Linked DNA regions of Homo sapiens: region 1 is linked to region 2. Evidence: chromatin loops called from intact Hi-C (ENCODE). Cell type or tissue: endothelial cell of umbilical vein. All regions are shown on one strand. Each heading gives the region's core, and the rest is flanking DNA. Links, peaks and the distances in the headings are about the cores only.

Region 1 (10,015 bases), core at 5,000-9,999, 180 kb before region 2:
CAACAGAGGGACTTTAGGAAGACACAAATCCTCTAATGTCCTAGACGGCCATCCAGGTAGATGTAGAAACAGATCCAGTGAGGGTGTCAGAGTCCTGGCCATGGGCTCCAGGTCTCCCCACCATATCTATGTAAATTGCAAAGTCCTAGCCATAGGCAGGATGCTGACCAGGTAGTGGGAGTAATGCTAACACCTTGGAAGAGGCGGCCCACAGCATGATTAAAGATGGCTCTTAGTGTTCATGCATATTACAACCAACAGACAACAACAAGCAGCATCGTTTCACAAAACATTGCCTCCGTGAAAGAGAACTCTCTCAACAACCATTCAGTGAGTGTCTCCTATGAGCTTGGTGCAGGGAACATATGATTAAGAAAATCTGCCCTTGCCCTCTCGGCTTTTGTCTCATGGGCAGAGACACAAACAAGCCACCAGGACACAGAGCAGTAAGAAAACACAAAGTCCACCTCCCTCACCATGGGCAGCTCAGCCCAGAGTCTTCCATAAGGGCCAAACACAGACCAGCACTAAAAATAGTTTGTGTGTATCAATTAGGGTGTTTTCAACTGCAAGTGACAAAAAAAAAAAAAAAAAAAAAAAAAAAAAAAAACTCCAAATGGAGTATGTAGAGTAGATATCTGTCCAAGGGCTGGGTGGTACCAGGCTGATAACTCAAAGGCTCACAGACAGCATCAAGAACAAGGCTCCTTCCTTCCCTCCATCCAATCAACCTCAGCCTGTTCTCACAGCCACAAGACGGCCACCACCATTCCAGACATCACATCAAGACGTGACTGTGTCCATGACCATGCTGTGGAAGCATCTCTCCAGAAAAGCAAAGTCCCAAAAGCGCCCTGGCACCCTCCTCCTCGTAGGTCATCGGCAGTATCCAATCAAGCAGCGACCTCAGCACTCGTTGGAGGAGGGAACGTGGCTCCCCTGACTGCATTGGACCCTGCGAATTTGCCTGAGTCAGGAATGCGGTGGGGTCAGGGTTGGAACTAAAACAAACCCAGGGCTCTGCCAGCAGGGAAGGAAGTTGGAGGGTGGGCAACCATGAGTGTCATCCAAAGCCTGGGGAATATGGTTCATTTTAAGAGAGGATCCCAATACAAGCACCTAACAATGTTTAGAAAAGACTCTACAAGTCCATACTCCCTCATGCACATTTTTGTTTGTTTGTTTGCTTGTTTGTTTGTTTGTTTGGCAGGGTGGAGCAGGAGATGTCTGCTAATCTGCTTAAAAGGAAAGCAATGGTCACAGCAGTTCCATGGTGGTGACAGGCAGGTTCAGGTGATGGGAGCAGAATCTGGGCAAGGCAGGGAAATCACTCCCACGGCGCGTGTCCGGCATCTTCCCAGAGCTTCTCCCGCTCTGCCAGGTATGCAGCCTTCACGACCCACCACCCTGTGGATGGGCAGGATGGCTTCATAGCCGTTCTGCTGATGAGGGGACTGCAGGTCCCACAGCAGGTGGGGGTGGTACCGGGACTGGGACCCTCCCTGACCCCAACCTCCACTCCAGGTGTTCTTCTCACCAGCCTGCTCCCCACCTCCCAGATGCTCAGGGCACACAGAGGTCAGCGGGGAAACAGCTGCCCTTGTGCCCCGGATCACTCCACAGGGACAGGGGACCAGAGAGGGTATAACACAGAGCAGGGCAAAGGGGAAGTTTAGGAAGAACCCAAGCAGGGGCCCACCACGGGAAGGGAGGGGAGGTCTGTGCACGCAGCCTCGGTTTTGGGGGCACTATGTGTGGTGTGAGTTCCATAACTGAACCACAGATGAACCATAACTGCTGGAACTCCCCCAGGGCAGAAAAGTTGGGCCTGTGCTGAATGAGGCCCCCAGGTTGACAGCGCGCCTCAGGCTCATTCTCCAAGATCAACCAAGGTGGGGCAGAAGTGAAAACTTAGGCAAAACACCTATGTGTATATGCATACATGCACACACACGCACACACATTACCCCCTCAGGCTCCACGTATGCTGAGAGAACACTGTCCCAGACAGTAGGACATCTGGGCTGGGTCTTGGTCCTATATGAACTCAGTCTACAACCTTGAACCACTTGATTAGCTTCTCTGGATTGCGGTTTTAGCACCTCTAAAATTAGGGAGTTGAGCCCAGTGATCTCCAATGGTCATCTCAGCTCTGACAATTAGCTATTCTTTACGGAAAACCTGGTTGCTTTCCAAAAAATCCATTAGCAGACAATAGTTAAATGTAAGTAAGATCCAAACAGGCAACAGGGTCCCCAATAAATCCCCTTTTTCATACAACTCCCCAATGGGGTCAGATGATCCCCGCAAACTTATACTGCTGCAAGAGGAGGGGGCGTTCCTAGAATTCTCCAGATGCTGGCTTGGCCAGTAATCTTTCATAGAGGACTGTGAAAAGCAATGACCCATCGGTATTTCAGCTTCCTTCCATTCAGGGTTCTGCCTAGTAGCACTTGAGTGCTCATTCAATCTCATTCCCTGAAGCTTGGAGAAAAGAAAAATAAAAAAAAACCAATAACATCAAAACCAAAGAAAAAGTTGGCAACTCTTTTTCAACCTAATAAGCCAAGTCAATTACTTCTTTCTCTCCTTTGAAAATTACTAAGTGCTCTTGAGTTACAAAAATATTGTTGTTGCTGAATCTGCAGAATCCACTGCATCATTTCTGGAGGCTGGGACTTCTAGGCTGGTCCTGTGTTGGTTCAAGTTTGCTTCAAAGGCTAACATTGCAGCAACTGGCTGGGACTCAACTGAGTGATTCAATGTGCCTTCTGGAAACAGTTATGCTAACCTTTCATTTTCTTTAAAAAATATGCAATGGACAAAATAGCACATCCTCCATACCCAGCAAGAAACAGTGCTATAGAACTTGCATGTCTCCTAAGGAAAATCAAACCAGGCCGCAGAAGGGTTGTTTACGGGGGATGTCAGCATCCAAAGACTTGCTTGAGGGAGTGCGCCAAGCTGGGTAAGGAGGGAAGTGAGCACATGGGCAGGGGAGGAACTGTGAAAAAGGGCGGGTCAGCGGACTGTGGACTCAGATGAACCAAAGATTTGCTGACTTGAGCTACTAGGGGGCAGGACCAGCTACAAAATTAGCAGAGCCCAGTGCAAAATAAAAATGCAGGCTCCTTGTTCATAAAGCATACAGAAAGCACTGTTAAAGGTACTAAAATAGAAAGCTTTTTCCTTTCTTCCACATGCTGTCTCTCTCGACCTATCACAATGTTTTTGATTTGCTAGTTATTACTGTGGTTATTTATGGGACAGTGAGCGCAGACACTGGAGGCCTCACGACTTGGCATTGTGCCCACCAGCCCCTGGACCTCTGATTGTGCCCTGGCTAGGGGTGGGGAAGTCGAGCCAAGCATCTTCCCTAGGGTCCCACTCCTCCAACACATGGATAATGGATGACCCCAAGGACACTGCCGCTTCTGTGTCGGGTGCATTAGGTACCTGGATCAGGGTGGGAGTGGCTTGACCCTGCCCAGTAGCCCACAGAACAACCACGGTATCATCAGCCTGATCCCTGCACCACCAAGATGTTAAGCGGTGCCCAAGCTGGAACCTAGAACTGCCCTGTGCCTACATCCTTTCCAGGGATAGAGGGTAGCAATGACCCCTGCATAGAGACAGGGAAGGGAAGGTCAGATGGGGCTGGAGTTCTCAGGGGACCAGGGACTGGGGAGGCAGCAGGAGGAATCCAGCCTGAGCTAAAGCCCCAAGTTCCCTGAGCATGCTCCATTAGCTCATAGGGCTTTATTCACAAAAATACAAATTCAAAGATAAAATTAAAACAGCGAGCTCAGGGCACAGGGCCTGTGAGTACACGGGTCACATGCTCATGCAGCTGGCTGTTCCAGCTTCTCCAGACAGGGAGGTGGTGGACCAGGAATTCTCCAGATGCTGGCTTGGCCAGTAATCTTTCACAGAGGACTGTGAAAAGCAATGGCCCATTGATATTTCAGCTTCCATTCAGGGTTCTGAACAGCTTCAGAACCCTTCCGTTCAGGGTTCCATTCAGCTTCCGTTCAGGGTTCAGAACGGACAAGGCTGGGAGGTGGTGGACCAAGAGTGAGAAGCTTGGGATTTAGATTAGAGAAGGTGAAGGTTATCAGTGATCACAAAGTCAAGGGTGGTCGCAGTGAGCAGAAGAGCCAGGGCAGGAAGGATCTGCCAGATGGGCACTGAGATCACCGACATATACAGACTGAGAAGAACGGTGTGACCAAGTTGCCATCATGTTTCTCCAACTGACATGTGATTACTACTGTCTAGGGAGGGGAGTAGAGAAGGTAGAATGGACAGGAGGGCAGCAGGGTAGAAGGGGTTCAGGTGGGAGAGATCAGATAAATGGGGAGATGAAGGGAGAAAAAAGGAAAAAGAGAAGGAGAAGGAGAACAGAGGACAGTGTGCAAAAACAGAGAAAGAGAGAGCACACAAATGAAAAAAATGAAAAGACTTTCCTCCTCGGTGTTTATGAACACCATCAAAATATTTAGTCTCCTTTACACTATATCAGATGTTTGCCATTTCCAATATTCCCTTACTCTTCAGTGTTTAAACCACAAAATGTCAACAGTGCCACATGGGGGCCCGACAGCTAATGACTGTATATATTCGGGGCATCCAGAGGAGGAATAATATTGTCTTGGTCAAGTCTAACTTGCGTCTCCTCCATACATCAGCGCCTTTGATGCATCCCCTTTCATCCACCAACTTCAGAGTGGCTGATGCTGCTACAACAGCATGTGGCCATGGCAGATGCTCCAGAAATATTTACAAAATCAATGAATAAGTAAATAAATGAAAGAATGAACCAGCCAGGTCTTAAAACATCCATTGGGATATTAAAATTAGGTAATAACTGGGGTTAGCCAAGGCCTGGCATTTGGGTCTGGGTAACTGACTGGGTAACGGATGCAGCCTGCTTTTCAGCTGTCTATAGGCTATAAAGCTCAGGGCTCAGGGAGGCAAAGGGAACAGCTTGTATCTCCCGGCTGTCATGGTGGACAGGGGCTCAGTCCTACTCTATTTGGTGGGCCCAGCGAACAGCACACAGCAGCCTTTCAGCATCTGCTGAACTGCCCTGAAGGCACTCTGGCTCCTCATTACCCATAACCACATAGAGCTTCTTTGAGCCCCAAATGCAGGGAAGTTGCCCAGGATGTAGCATTCTTTTCAGATTTATTTTAAAATGTTTAAAACATGTATAACCTCTTCTATATAAGAATAATTTGATATGGTCAATGAACAAAGGGCCTTTTATAATAAGTTAATTAAATATATATTTATGACATAAAATGGGAACACAGGGAAGGCCAGTGGTTTCTGTGAGCTGCCTGGTAGATAAAGCAAAGAAGGAAATACCATGAGTCACATGTTCCCATTATCAGATTCTGGTGCTTTGTTTAACCAAAGGAACTGTTAATTCGCATGTTTATTAGGATAATTAGTCCTCAATTCACCAGAAGGTCTTATTTCTCTCTTGCCACAGAAAGAGATCTGGATGGCTTTAGGAAACCAGCTACGGAACTGCATCAATGCTGCTATGATTGAGAGGTGATCGTATCATTGTGAATCTTTGTGCTTTCAGACTCTTGGGAGACTGACTACTTAAGACACTGGAGCTTTCCAGAGTATGAGTAGGAACCCCAAAGAACCAGAACCAACAAGAAATGAGACAACACACAGAGAAACTAGCTAACCAGAAACTTGTTCTGGAGGGTTCTAATAAACTCACGAGGAAATGACAGTTTGCAATTAGTCCAAGATCCAGGATCTGCAGGCTGAGCAGAAGTGGGAAATTAAGCAACTCCACCTGCAACTCTTGTCACCCAACTTGTTTCCTTGGCTGGCTCTCACTGTCCTTTCCATCTCAGCTTAGATGTCACCCCCTCAGATAAGATTCCCTGCCTACACTATCTGCTGTCTTTGCAGCCTGATACCTTCTACCCCTTCACTTGTTTGCTTCGTGCACTGTACTTATCGCCATATTTACTTTACATCACCCATTTCCCACACTAGATCTTAAGCCCCATGGCTTTGCCCACTATTGCTGCATCCTCAGCACCTAAGAAGTATTTGGCCAAGACAGATGTTCAACACACATTTATAAAATCAGGGAATTAACAAGGAATCACTAAAAGAATGAACAAACTAGACCTCGAAAGATCCATTAGGATCTCAAAATTGGATAATTGCCAAATAGCTTGGAATTCTGACAAAGTCCTTTCTACCAATGTCACAGAGAAATAGACAAAAATAAGGCCTCCCTCTGCTATTGTGACAAGATCAAAGCTTCATCTCTGCAAAAAAAAAAAAAAAAAAAAAAAAAAAAAAAGAACCCACAATCTCTGGCAAACGAAAGGGCAAACAAAATCAGCTTCTCTTCCTGCTCGCCGCGGCCACCTAGTGCTTCACCTCGCTTGGTTCTTATAAGCATTCCTGCCTCCAGCCACTTTCAGCTCCTCGAGGACAAGGTGTTAATTGCCTGCCACTGGGGCTGGGAATTTTTTTCCTGTAAAGGGCCAGGAAGCAAATATTTTTGGCTTCACGGGCCACGTGGTCTTCATCACAACTATTTAACTCTGCTGGTGTAGACTGAATGCAGCCATACACTCTACCTAAATAAGTGAGCATGACCATGTCCCAATAAAACTTTATTTACAACAACAGAGGGCCAGCTTTGGACTACTGGCTGTAGTTGGCCAACCCTGGACTCTGATACTCTGTCACACACTTGATAAACTGTCAAATGGAAGCAATTTGTATTCCCCCCTCAATGAAGAGGACAGGAGACATTCCTAAACAAATCCAGTCCCAACAACTTGGGAACTGCTTTGTCAGACCCATAAATAATAGTCTTAATCCAATTCCCTGAAAAGAGAGTGCCAGAGTGAAAAAAGGCATTACCATATTAAGAGAAAAATATAGCCAAAGAATTTCCTTGACAATCAACTAAGTTCTTGAATCCGGGCCAGAGAACACACAGGGGATCCAGTTCTGAGAGTTTGGGGAACTGAAACGTTTCCCAAGCCAGAAGGAGCTGCAATCAAGAGCTTAGGAGCCACGTCCCCACCCGCCTCTGGACAAAGCCTGGCACAAAATAAAAGCCAGCTTCTACTTCACTGTCTGGCTTCACATTCCCTCATGAAATATTGATTCCCGTCCCCCTAAAAATGGTAAAAATCAATACAGTAATAGAAGCCTCATAACGTCAACACCGTCTGTGGCATCATTAGCAAATGCAATGGTAGCCCTCAGAGTTCTCGGAGAAAAAGAAGAGACCACAAAATGCCCAGTACAGAAGGCGTTGGGGGAAAGAATCCAAAATGGAAAAACACAGAAACAAGAGGGGAGCTGGGGCAGTGCGATGTGCATTCCAGGCTCCCAGGCGCTTCCTTCATGAGGATGAGTGACAGATGACTCCAGAAGAGGGCAGCGGGTGAGCCCAGGCCCTGTGTTCTCTGATTCGCTTTTGGACGAGCTCAGGCCACTGAGTCAGCGCATCTGACCATCCGGTTGCCTGAGGAGAACCGGCGTGAGTCATGGCAAGCACCACCCCAGTCCACTCCCCGCCACTGCCATGTCCCGGGGGGCTGCCTGAACCCCCTCACTCAGCTGACTCAGGGAAGATTCACCATGCGCAGGGCCAAGTTCTGGTGGCCTGGAGAAGAGTGGCCTGCTCAGCAGCTCCCGGGACATGTAAAAGGCCCCAGGCCCCTCACCCGCAGTGACCCCCGTCTGAACTTGATGAGGATCAGGGGTGTCGGCCTTCCTTCTCACTGCACCAGCCAGCTCAGCAGTAAGAGGACCCTCTGCAAACACAGCGGCCCCAGCGCCCAGAGGGCTCCCTCTGTGGCCACTTCAAACAGGTCTGTGGGTGCCATCTGGCCCAAAGGTGGCCGTGGGGTTGGGGGGGTGGCGCAGGCCTACAGGGGAGGGAGGAAAACCACCTCACAAGCCTCAACAAGGCCGTTTCCAAATATTTACCTGGTTGTTGGCGTCAGGGAAAAGCACCCACGGGAAAGCTCACTGTTTCACCAGCGCTTTCCGTTACCAAAGACCATAGACCTGCTGTAGCCCTGACAGGACCACGTGTCCATCAAACTCCAAGCAGGCAAAGCCGGGAGGCAGGGGCATCTGCAGCCAGCCTTCTGCAGGGTCATTTCCTCATTGAATATAGGAGGGAAGCTCGATGCAGGAGCCCCGGGTGCCTTCCCCTCAATTCCATCCATGTGGCGGGTGCCCTTGCTTCCTCCGGGGCAGACAGCTGTGAACGTCCTACTCTGAACAAGGTTGCCAAGCACCTCCTACCTGAGGACCGACAGCCGGATGTGCCCCCAACCCCGCAGTCCAGCTGCAGAGATGAACTTCATTTGACAAATGAGTGAGGCGACTCTAAATTGTGATAAATAGACGAGGAGGGAAAAACCAAGAGTGGAATGCAGTTGTCCCTGGGGTGATGTGTCCCCAAAGTGAGGCAGTGGAGTTGAGGGGACTGGGGCATGGGGCGCTACCTCACACAGCGGGGTGGGGAGAGATGTCTAAGGCAGAATTTAATCAGAGGCCTGAAGGACAGGAAGGTTGGCTGCATGAGGAGCTGGAGAGGGGCGCTCCTGGGAGGGGAACAGCCAAGGCCCCAGGGGACAGCCCTGGCCTGTGGGAAGCAACCAAGGAAGGGGTGTCTGAGCAGAGCAGGTGGGGGTGGAGAAAGGAGGGGAGGAGGGGAAGGGGAGGAGGGGCAGAGAGAGTGAGGGGTGCCCAATCAGGTGGGGCCCTCAAGGTCCTGGTAAGGAGTTCAGATCTCTCTCAGAACAGCAGGAAATCTGCAAAGGCTGTATATAAGATGGGAAGGACATGATTCCAAAGATGCTTTTCTCCAAGTTTCTTAATCAGCACAGCTGGACAAATAGCTGTAGCTAAAGTAACTTTCCCTCCTACCTTCTTCAATACATCCCATTACCTCTGCCTTGTACTCCAGCCTGAAGAAACCAAACTGCTCTCTTTTTACTTTTCTCTCTCCCTGTCCCCACCCCTGCCCCAAACTGCTCAGGAAAAAAAAACCCCGCAGGGACAAAATGCCACCATTGGATGAAAGCTTGACATATGCTGCGCACAGCCAGTGGCTCATGTTAAACGCATTTGGAAAGAGTTTGTAACTGAAGCTGAACTAGTCTGCCCTCAAAGCTGCTTTCTATTAACATGTTTACACGCACACTGTCCCGACTTTCTGCAGCTGGGATTCCCTCCCCAGGCAGGCTGGCCCCAGTCGTGGGTCCCAAGGAGAGGGGAATTTCAGATTTGGGCAGAAGCACAGAAAGGGATGCCTGGCCGGGGCTGCAGGTGGACACCTTCTCACCTCCTGCTTGGAGGGAGACAGCAGGGCAGGCAAGAGGGGGCTGGTCCGTGATTGTCTCCCAAAAGCTCTTCCGGGTCCCAAGACTCAGCAGGCAAAGTGAGCGCACATGTGTCTGCTCAGCAGTGAGAAGCAGAAAAGGAGTCATTTGGTCACAAGCCCAGAAACATCTCTGGCAACTTCAAGCCACTGGAGATGTGAGGGGAGCTCCAAGAATGGGAGGAAAAGCAGATATTAAACTGGACTCACAAAGTGCAAGAACTCAGGCAGTGCTGGGGGCTCAACAGCAGGGGCTACAGCAGCTTCACCATGTTAGTCTCTGTGGGTGGCATCCAGCTTCACTTTGCGATTCCAAGGGGAGCCTCTGCTTGCCCTAACTGGGTCCTGTGTCCACTCCTTGGCCACAGAGGGTAGGACACCATGACTGATGGTCCCACCTACGCTGTCCGATGATGGACATGTGAAATGCCGGCTGTTGCTGCCAGAAAAGGGGGTAGGTGAGTGGCAAGTGGACAATGACCACAGATGTCCGTGGCAATTCTTATTTCACTGAAAGTCTCAAGAATATCACGTTTACAGCCACGCGCAATGGCTCACACCTGTAATCCCAGCACTTTGGGAGGCTGAGGCAGGTGGATCACCTGAGGTCAGGAG
Region 2 (10,906 bases), core at 2,977-7,976:
CCATCTAGGTTTGTGTAAGCACCCCCTATGATGTTTGCACGAGGATGAAACAGCCTAACAATGCATGTCTCAGAACACATCCTAGTTGTTCAGTGACGCATGAGACTGTATAACATTCTAGAAAATGCAAACAAATCTAGAGTGATAGAAGCAGATCTGTGTTTGCCCACCAATGGTGGTGGTGGGGCTGGAGCAAAGAGGACAAGTGGATTTTTGTTTTGTTTTGTTTTGTTTTGTTTTTGAGTTGGAGTCTCGTTCAGTCACCCAGGCTGGAATGCAATAGCACAATCTCGGCTCACTGCAACCTCTGCCTCCCAGGTTCAAGCGATTCTCTTGCCTCAGCCTCCCAAGTAGCTGGAATTACAGACGTGCACCACCATGCCTGGCTAATTTTTGTATTTTTAGTAGAGAAGGGGTTCCACCATGTTGGTCAGGCTGGTCTCAAACTCCCAACCTCAGGTGATCTGCCTGCCTCGGCTTCCCAAGGTGCTGGGATTACAGGCATGAGCCACCGTGCCCGGCCTATGAGTGGACTATTTAGTGTCATAAGGAAACCTTTGTGTGAGATGGATATTTTCATTATTTTTATTGTAATGATCATTTTATGGGTACTTATGTATATTAGAACTCATCAAATTGAAGCATTAGCTATGTGTAGTTTATTGAGTTCCAATTATTCCTCAAAAAAGCTCTAAAAAGATAAAGTTTGTTAATTACTGGTGTCAATAAATTTAAAACAATTTAGATGAAAAGTACACGTTCCTTGAAAAACAGAACATAACTAAAATTGACACAAAAAGACCCATAAAATCTTAATAATACTATATATAAAGAACATTCTATCTATAACTAAAAGTCTTCCAAAATCTCAAGCCCAAATGGCTTCACTGAAAAGTTCTTCCAAATATTTAGGAAGACAGAACAGCAGTCTCTCCCAAACTCTTCTAGAAAATGGAAAAAGAGGGACTGCTTTGAAATGTATTTGATGAAATTAGTATAACCTCAAAATTAATTAAAAGCTGGTAAGGATAAACCAAGAAAGGAAAATTTCAAGCTAATATCTCTCATGAATATATAGGCAAAAATTCTAAACAGTCAGCAAATAGAATTCAGTGACATAAAAGAGGATAATATTGCTTGACCTAGTTGGTTTCATTCCAGGGATACAAAGTTGGTTTACCATTAAAAAATAAATCAACAATTCTCTATCTTGATTGCAGTGCTGGTTATACAGGCATATCTGTTTATCAAAGTCATCAAACTGTATGTTTAAAACGTACTCACTTTGCTGTAATTAAATCCCACCTCAAAGTTTATTGCTTTGAAAAATTAATATATTTTACCACATTCATAGCAAAAAGGAGAAAACTATATATCATTTTGAGAAAATCTGAGAACCATTTAGTAAAGTTGGTAAGATTCACTCGTGATTAAAAACTCTAGAAATAGAAGGGGATTTTCAAAATTTGATAAAGAGTATCTACACCAAACCCACAGCAAACATCATACACAGATTGGGGAATTACTGAAAGCTTTTTCCTTGAGACTGGGAAGAAAAAAAAGATGTTCATTATCAGATGACGTTCATGTCATTATCAAAAGATGTTCATGTCTACTCAACATGATACTGGAGAGTCTACCTAGTGCAATAAGGGAAGAAAAATAAGTGAAAGACACAAGATTTGGAGAGAAAGAGATAAATCTAGTATTATTCTTAAAAATCACATAATTATATGTAGAAAACATACAAGAGAATGTACAGTCTATTAAAATAAGAAAATCTATCAATATATGAACACAAAGTCAATATACAAAACTATTGTACTTCTATATATCAGCACCAAACAATTAGAATATAAAAATGTTTAAATGATACTATTTACAATAGAGTCAGCAAACATTATACACTTAGGAATAAATACAACGGAAGATGAGCAAGACCTCCATACAATAAACTATTAAATTTTATTGAGAGAAATTTTATTTTTATTTTTAATTTTTTTTGAGACAGGGTCTCACTTTGCCATCTAGGCTGGAGTGCATCGGCACAATCACAGCTTACTGCAGCCTCAACCTCCCAGGCTCAAGTGATCCTCCTGCCTCAGCCTCTCAAGTAGTTGGGACTACAGGAGTGTGCCACCATGCCCAGCTAATTTTTTACATTTTTTTTGTGAACAGGTCCCACTATGTTGCCCAGGCTGGTCTCTAACTCCTGGCCTCAGGCCTCCCCAAAGTGCTGAAATTACTGGTGTGAGCCACTGAGCCTGGTCAAGAAATTTTAAAAGACAAATAAATGGAGATTTATACCATTTTCATGGATTACAAATCTCAGTATTCTAAAGAGGTCAATTTTCCCCAAATTGATCTACATATTCAATGTCTTCCCAGTCAAAATCTCAGCATTTTCTTCTCTTGTCTTTTTTGGTGGAATTTGACAATCTGATTATAAAGTAAATATGTGAAAATCCAAAGGACCAAGAATGACCAAAGTAATCTTGGAGAAGAACAAAATTGGGGGATGTCTTATTCCATCTCAAGATTTATAATGAAACAGTAATTAAGAAAGTGTGGTATTGGTTCAAGGATAGACAAGACTAATGGCACAGAATAGAGATACTAAAAATGATGTATATGTCATACATATAGTCGTATGACACTAACATTTAACACATAGCATGTAAAATACGTTATGACAAAGGTGACAGACACTGCAGAGCAGTGAGCAAAGCATGGCCTTTCCAGTAAACGGTGCTGGATCAATTGTGCATCCTTATGAAAAGAAGGACCGTGACCATGGTCCCTCCCTCACACCATACTTAAAAAAATACTTCTGGATGGACTCTAGATCTAAATGCAAGGTAAAACAATAGAGCTTCTAGAAGAAAATAGGAGAATATCCACATGGCACTGGAATAGGCAAAGATTCTTAAATAGCACTAACTATAGGCCAGGCCCAGTGGCTCATGCCTGTAATCCCAGCACTTTGGGAGGCCGAGGCGGGCGGATCACAAGGTCAGGAGTTCGAGACCAGCCTGACCAACATGGTGAAACCCCATCTCTACTAAAAATACAAAAAGTAGCGAGGTGTGGTGGCACGTGCCTGTAATCCCAGCTACTCAGGAGGCTGAGGGAGCAGAATCGTTTGAACCCGGGAGGCAGAGATGGCAGTGAACTGAGATCGCACCATTACACTCTAGCTTGGGTGACACAGTGAGACTCCATCTCAAAAAAAAAAACAAAAAAAAAAAAACAGCACTAACTATAAAAGAAAGGCTTGATAGATTATAATGCCTTAAAATTTAAAATTTTGTTCATCAAACGAGCATTATGAGGCCAGGCACAGTGGCTCACGCCTGTAATCCCAGCACTTTGGGAGGCTGATTCAGGCAGATCACCTGGATCAGGAGTTCGAGACCAGCCTGGCCAACATGGTGAAACCCCGTCTCTACTAAAAATACAAAAAATTAGCCAGGCGTGGTAGCACATGCCTGTAATCCCAGCTACTCAGGAGGCTGAGGCAAGAGAATCGTTTGAACCTGAGAGGCAGAGTTTGCAGTGAGCTGAGATCACACCACTGCACTCCAGCCTGGGCAACAGAGTGAGACTCTCTCAACAACAACAACAAAAGACCATTCTGAAAGTGAGAAAGCCAGCCACAGAGGGAAGGTATTTGGAATTCATATATCCAACAAGGACGTGGACCAGAACGTAGCAGAACATAGAAAAGAACAAAGAAAAGATGGGGAAAGGACTTGTGCAGGCACCTCACTAAAAAGATACCCAATGGCTAACAAATATATAAAGAAATGCTCAACCTCATTAGCAGGGGAATGTAAATTAAAAGGGAATAGGCAAATTAGTTCCACTCTCCATCCATTAGAAAAGTGAAAGACTGGCCAGAAGCGGTGGCTCACACCTATAATCCCAGCACTTTGGGAGACCAAGGCGGGTGGATCACTTAAGGTTGGGAGTTCAAGACCAGCCTGGCCAACATAGTGAAACCCCCGTCTTTACTAAAAATACAAAAATTAGCTGGGTGTGGTGGCGTATGCCTATAGTCCCAGCTACTCAGGAGGCTGAGGCAGGAGAATCACTTGAACCCGGGAGGTGGAGGTTGCAGTGAGCTGAGACTATGCCACCGCACTCCAGCCTGGGAGACAGAGCGAGACTGTCTCAAAAAAAAAAAAAAAAAAAAAAAGAAAAAGAAAAAGAAAAGTGAAAGACTGAAGATACCTAGTGTTGGCAAGGATATGGAAAAACCAGAATTCTCATGCACTGCTGGTTAGGGAATAAATTAGCACAGCCACTTTGCAAAACTGTTTGGCAGTATTTACTAAAGTTGAACTCATCCATACCCTATGACATAGTAATTCTATTCCTAGGTTTTTACCCAATAGAAGCACATAATTATGTGTACCACAAGACATGTACATGGTTGTATATAGCAATACTATTCCTAGTGGCTGAACATGTCCACCAACATCTGAATAAATTGTGGTATAATCATATAATGAAATATCCTATGAGAATGAACAAGCTATTGCTACATGCAGCCACGTGGATGGATTTTACAGATACATTATTGTGTGAAAGAAGCCAGACATTTAAAGGTGTATGCTACAGAATTCTATTTATACAAAGCTCAAGAAAAGGGAAGATGTATTGGTAGTAAAAGAGGTCAGGATACTGTTTACTTTTGGTGGAAGAAGTAGGTACTGAGATAAGGGGCTTTAGAGACTGGCCATGTCCCCTGTTCTGGTCTGGGTGCTGGTTACACAGGTGTGCTCACTTTGTGGAAATTCATTGAGCTCTTCATTTAAGGTTCATGCACCTTTCTGTATTTTATGCCTTGATTTTAAAATGTTCTTTTAAAAAGTTGAAAATTTGCCTGCTTCTGCCCTTTCTCCGATTACAAGTTTTTACAGCTTTCCTGAACTTCTCAGACTACCAAGTGGAATGAAATGATGACTTTTCCTTCATAGATGAAGGCAACAGCTTTGCTTACATTTTTTGTTTTTCCTACAAGGAGATGTTAAATTTAATTCGGGACAGCCTATTTGTTTTTCTCAACTAGCTATTGCCAGAAAAACAGGCTGTAGAGTGTAGAGTGGTGTGTGTATGTGTGTTTATGCTTTAGATGTGTGTAGTTGTGTATGCATTTATGTGCACACAGGTGTGTGTTTGTATGTGTTTGCAAGCCACACACGACCGTGCGTGTTTGTTTCCTTCTTACATTGATGTTCTTGGATAGCAACAAAAATAAACTTGAAGTTGTTTCTAAACATCTGGCTAGGCAAAGAAACTGCCCCTTCAACATTATGTCAGTGTCTGAGGCACAAAGCACATGTTCAAAAAATATTTGTTGAATGAAAGATTGAAAAAAAAATTAATGAACAAAAGAAAATGGGAGAGTAGAAATGGCTTGGACGTATGTCTTTATTTTTGGGTATAGTCGTTGCTGGAGAAGTCAGTTATTCAACTACGTTCCCTCCTAGCCTGTCTTCCGGACACTGCTGAGACAGATGAGGAAAGGGGCGTCTGACTCATTTTACTCAGTTAATGGCTCTCGACCCTCCTTTCCGGATTCTGGGCCAGCCAAGGCCATGCCCGCAGTTGCTGCTCAGCTTCTTTCCTGGTAGGGTCAAGGTCCGGGTGAGCTAATATTTGTTCAGCTTGTCCCACTACTGACATGTTAGGGAAGTGCAGTTCCAACTTGTCAGTTCCCATAATGTGACGGCCTCAACATGTCCCCCTCCCCGGGAAGTAGATTGCTCTGTCATTGAAGTTATTTTATCAATATTTGCAATTTTTAAAATTGGGCCAAATTGCTCCCTCTCTTCTCATTTCCGAGCCTGTTTACTGTCTCCCCTGGGGTCTGCTCCTCTGTCTCACTTTGAAATGCTCCTGGCACATCCCTGTCAGCGACCACTGGAGCTTCCTTGATTAGCTGCTCCCTTTGCCCCTTTGAACTTTGTAGCTCAACTCCCCTGGTGACGCAATGCTGGCCCAGGCTGTCCGTGACTCCCTGCAGTCTCCCTCCACCTCCACAGGGAGCAGAGGTACCTCGGGGCAGCTGGAGCCCTCCGGCCACCAGCCCTGCTAGGCCAGCAGCTACAAAGCCTCCGCACTGTTGCTGGTCAGCCCTGGGGATCCTCGGCAGGGGATGGCAAACATGGACCCAGGGCGCCACCAAGCCTGGCTCCTGCAGCCAGGATAGACACCGCTAATCTACTGCGACATTCTTCTTCTCAGAGCCTACAGAAAAGCTGAGAATCCTTCTTGGGCTGGTGCACTCAACGGGCACCACCCATCAATAGAAACGGAAATGTGTCTGCTATCTCAATGTTGTCAAGTTGCCACATGCATGACATTCTCTGAATTTTCCATCAGCATTTAAGACCCACTTCTGTGAGAAGAACTGAGCTACATAAAAATGGACCCAGCACGGTGGCTCACGCCTGCAATCCCAGTGCTTTGGGAGGCCGAGGTGGGAGGATCACTTGAGGGCAGGAGTTTGAGACCAGCCTGGCCAGCATGATGAAACCCCACCCCTACTAAAAATACAAAAATTAGCTGGGCGTGGTGGCACGTGCCTGTAGTCCCAGCTACTTGGGAGGCTGAGGCACTAGAATTGCTTGAACCCAGGAGGCAGAGGTTGCAGCAAGCCGAGATCGTGCCATTGCACTCCAGCCTGGGCAACAAGTGAGACACTGCCTCAAAAAAAAAAAAAAAATGTACTCAGCACAGTGGCTCATGCTTGTAATCCCAGTGCTTTGGGAGGCCAAGTGGGAGGATCACTTGAGACCAGGAGTTTGAGATCAGCCTGGGCAACAGAGTGGCCCTGTTTCTACAAATAATAATTTTAGGCTGGGCGCAGTGGCTCACGCCTGTAATGCCAGCACTTTGGGAGGCCGAGGCGGGTGGATCGCGAGGTCAAGAGATCGAGACCATTCTGGCCAACATGTTGAAACCCCATCTCTATTAAAAGTACAAAAATTAGCTGGGTGTGGTGGCGCTTGCCTGTAGTCCCAGCTACTCAGGAGGCTGAGGCAGGAGAATTGCTTGAACCTGGGAGGCGGAGGTTGAAGTGAGCTGAGATGGCGCTACTGCACTCCAGCCTGGCGACAGAGCGAGACTCTTTCTCAAAAAAAAAAACAAAAACAAAAACCAAAAAACAAACAAACAAAAAATAATAATAGTAATAATTTTAAAAATTAGCCAGATGTGGCTACATGCTCTTGTAGTCCCACCTACTCAGGAGGCTGAGGCGAGAGGATCACTTGAACCTAGGAGTTTGAGGCTGCAGTGAGCTATGATCACGCCACTGTACTCCAACCTGGATGACAGAGCAAGACCCTGTCTCAAAAAAAGAGAAAAAAAAGTCTGACAGAGACTCACAGTCCAGCAAGGTGCCAGGCAAGTTGGGGCAAGAGAAAGGATCATAAGCCCTTTGTTGAAGCTGCTTATGATGTCCCTGGGAGGGGCAGGACATATACATGAACTGAGGGGTTCAGCAGGGGCTGGGCAGAGCAGCTCTGGTGGGTGGCCCCCATCACGGATGGACAGAGAGGAGGCAGAGCAGGCAGGGACTGGGGGAAGCAGGAGCACCCAGAGCAGACCCCCAGGTGAAGGAGCCCGGGGCTCAGGAGATGCATTTGGGAGATGGAGGCCAATGACAAAGACACAACTGCGAGGTGCTACCACCCTGGAGCAGCTGAGCTGGGCAGGAGAAGAACCATCCACAGTGCTAAAAGTGGGCCACAAGGTCCTCCATGATGACAGAGTGGGCCTGGACAGTGTGCAGGGGAGAGCATCCAAGCCCTACACTTTCCCATCTTTTCTCCCAGTCTGACCCAAAGCTCGCTGGAGAAAGGAGAGGGCCAAGCAGGGAAGGAGGGAGGTTGGGGAAGGGACACAGCAGGCTCTGGCTGTCTGGAGCCACCCCCACTCTACATTGAGAGGACTCTGGCCCCTGTTGAAAGATTTGTCATCACTGCTTAGGTCGGGGCAATGACATGACTTGGAAAGAAGCAAATGGTTTCCAACGAAGAAAATTATACAGGATCAGGGGGCTTGGGGAAATGCATGGCGATGTGAGGTCTGGGACAAATCAACGTAGATTCGAAAAGAAAATGGAAAAGCTGTGGTGGTGAGAAACACCCCTGTGCCTGCCACTCCAGGGAAGAGCTGTGGCGTCTCTGGCTCAGGAGTGCAAGCAAAGGCCTTGGAAACAGCAACTTTGGCAGGGGGCCCACACCTTAACTCCCTTCTCCTCACTTGCTTCTTCCATATTAAAAACACAGCTCTAATGAATCACCACATTCTAGCTCTTTTTCCTATCTCCCAGTGCTAAGACGTTTCCAGTAGGAGAGCTGACCTGGAGCCAAACAGCAATTCCTCCTGGTGTGCATGACTCATTGGAAAAAGTGTCTCATAGGCTATTAAAAGAGTGGGGGAGGGCGGGTAAAACATTTGGGTTCAAAGCAAATTATATGGAAACTAAACACAGTACATATAATTCCGACACTGAATGCTGCTTTCCTCAAATAACAAGACAGAGAAAGAAGTGGGCTCTTTACTTAACGCAGCGCACAGATGTTCTGTTCCAGAAATGAATTACGTGCTTCAAAACAATGCAAATGAAACTTGGCTTAAACAGGTCACTACGTGAAGACGTGTTTATCTGCTAAACTCACACATGCAAAAGAAATGAAGCATCTTTACTTCCACTTCCTTAAACTCGCCTCGTCATGCTTGGAAGCCCTCATTCCTGAGGCTGTGGGGACCAGAAACACAAACCTAACAAGGTAATACCACCAGTTACTTCCACAGAAAAAGTGAGTTTTATTCAACCTAAGAAAGCTGATTTTTTTTTTTAATGAAGTTTTAAAGGCCAGGGTAGTGTGGTCATTTTCCTGAAGAGAGGAGTACCTTTTGCCTCATGCCTGTTACTGGACACAGCAAGTTCCCAGAAGCACCTGATTATCTCATAGTACAACACCTACATGTTGTTTACTTTTCCAGGTAATTTGGTGGTTTGAAAGCATCCTATAATCTTAGGCCCTATTAAAAAAACAGTGCCCTCTGAATGATGCTATGAAAAATTATATCACTGATGGTTTTCCCCCGTGATATTATGAGCAGTGTTTGTACATTTCAGTATTTGTGTATTTCATCAATCAACACTAAGTTATATTACCTCTTAAAAAATGTCATCACGGTTTCATAAGTCGGAATTGCCTGAATCTTGTAGTTCAGTTGCAAGAAGACCCACAAAAGCATTGTTTTCAGAAGATGGAATTCACTAAAGGTAAATAACCTGGCCAAAATAAAAAGATTGAGAAGAAATTTCAGAAATAGCACAAAATCACGCTGCTTGTAAGAAGCTGGTTAGAATGAGTTTGGGAATGAGGTGACACCACATTTGAGTCTGAAGGTAGCCTCAGACATCAAGCAGGTAAACAGCTTACTCAAGGCCACTCAACTGGGAAATGGCAGAGCTAGGATTTGAATCTCAGCAGCCTGACACTAGGGCCTGTGTTTTCACCCACCCTCTGTGCCCCGCAAAACAATGATCGTCATTTAATGAGCTCTTACTATGTGCCAGGTGTTCCCAAGATGTTTTCTGTAGATTTTTTCATTTAATTCCACACAACCATCCTGCAAAGTTAGGATATAGTCCTTACTTTTATAGATGTAGAAATTGAGATTAACCCTACATTTATTTAAAATTTTAGTGTTTTGTTCATCATGGCATTTTTTGGCATCAATTTTAATTCTAATATATTACACTAAAATAGACTGCATCTCGATGACTAAGTTTTTTCATGCTCCCTTAAATTTCGCACCAAGGTGCCTCACTCACTTCACCTTAGCTCTGGCCATGATTGAGGGCTGAAACCTGAATAACTTATCCAAGGTCACACAATTCTGGGCTCAGACCTGGGTATAGGGCAGGTTAGAATCTCAGTTCCTCACCAGACTGGCTGTGGAACCTCCTGTGAGTTGCTTAACTGCCCCGCAGCTGCAATGTCCTCATCTGTGAAAGTGTGATCACAGCAGCTGCTCAGAGGAGAGTGGTACAGAGTGGATGAGGTGAGTGGATGAGTTTCCTATCGCTCCAATAACAAATTGTCACAAACCAAGTGGTTCGAAACAACACGAATTTATTTTCTCATCATTCTGGAGGTCAGAAGTACCAAACAAGGTAAGATCAAGTTGTCAGCAGAGCTGTGTTCCTTCTAGAGGCTCAAGGGAGAATTGTTTCCTTGCCTTTTCCAGCACCTAGAAGCCACCCACATTCCTTTGCTTATGGCCCTTTTCTCAGTCTTCAAGTCAGCAGTTCAGCATCTTCAAATCTCTCTATGGTTCTGACTCTTTGGCTTCCCTCTTCACATTTACAAGGTCCTTGTGATCACCATGGGCCCACCCAGGTCATCTAGAATAAGCTCCTCATTTTAAAGCCCGCGGACACTATTCACAATAGCAAAGACATGGAATCAACCTAGGTGCCCATCAGTGGTGGACTGGGTAAAGAAACCATGGTACATATACACCATAAAATACTATACAGCCATGAAAAAGAGTGAAGGCATGTCATTTGCAGCAACATGGGTAGAGCTGGAGGCCATTATCCTAAGCAAATTGACACAGGAATAGAAAACTAAATACTGCATGTTCTCACTTGTCAGTGGGAGCTTAAACATTGAGTACACATGGACACCATTAAGGGAACAATAGACACAGGGCCTACCTGATGGTGGTGGGTAGGAAGAGGGCGAGGATTGAAAAACTATGTATAGGGTTGTACTGTTCTGTTGTTGAATTGCTACAAAGAAATATCTGAGACTGGGTAATTTGTAAAGAAAAGAGGTTTACTTGACTCACAGTTCCATGGGCTGTACAG

The links. Peaks named below come from ENCODE experiments on the same cell type or tissue, not always from the same donor. Only the 100,000 strongest peaks of a DNase experiment are listed, where the experiment ranks them.
Region 1: it touches region 2 in a loop (5-fold over the local background); 6 of 110 quality-filtered maps call a loop at or near these places.

The regions. Positions count from the first base shown.
Region 1 is chr10:122,492,557-122,502,571 of GRCh38, reverse strand. The region is part of intron 3 of HTRA1 (HtrA serine peptidase 1); the gene reads right to left. Among named protein-coding and RNA genes, the nearest start is that of HTRA1, 36 kb to the right of the region's middle. RefSeq lists an enhancer at 6,916-8,115. In endothelial cell of umbilical vein, for the core only: no CTCF peak of the experiment used is centred there; DNase peaks (open chromatin) are centred at 6,931, 7,481 and 8,201; H3K27ac peaks cover 1,904 bases.
Region 2 is chr10:122,305,602-122,316,507 of GRCh38, reverse strand. It overlaps BTBD16 (BTB domain containing 16), which reads right to left. Exons shown (of 16, transcript NM_144587.5): 10 at 9,200-9,319. Among named protein-coding and RNA genes, the nearest start is that of BTBD16, 40 kb to the right of the region's middle. RefSeq lists an enhancer at 8,500-8,569. In endothelial cell of umbilical vein, for the core only: no CTCF peak of the experiment used is centred there; DNase peaks (open chromatin) are centred at 5,617 and 5,977; H3K27ac peaks cover 3,744 bases.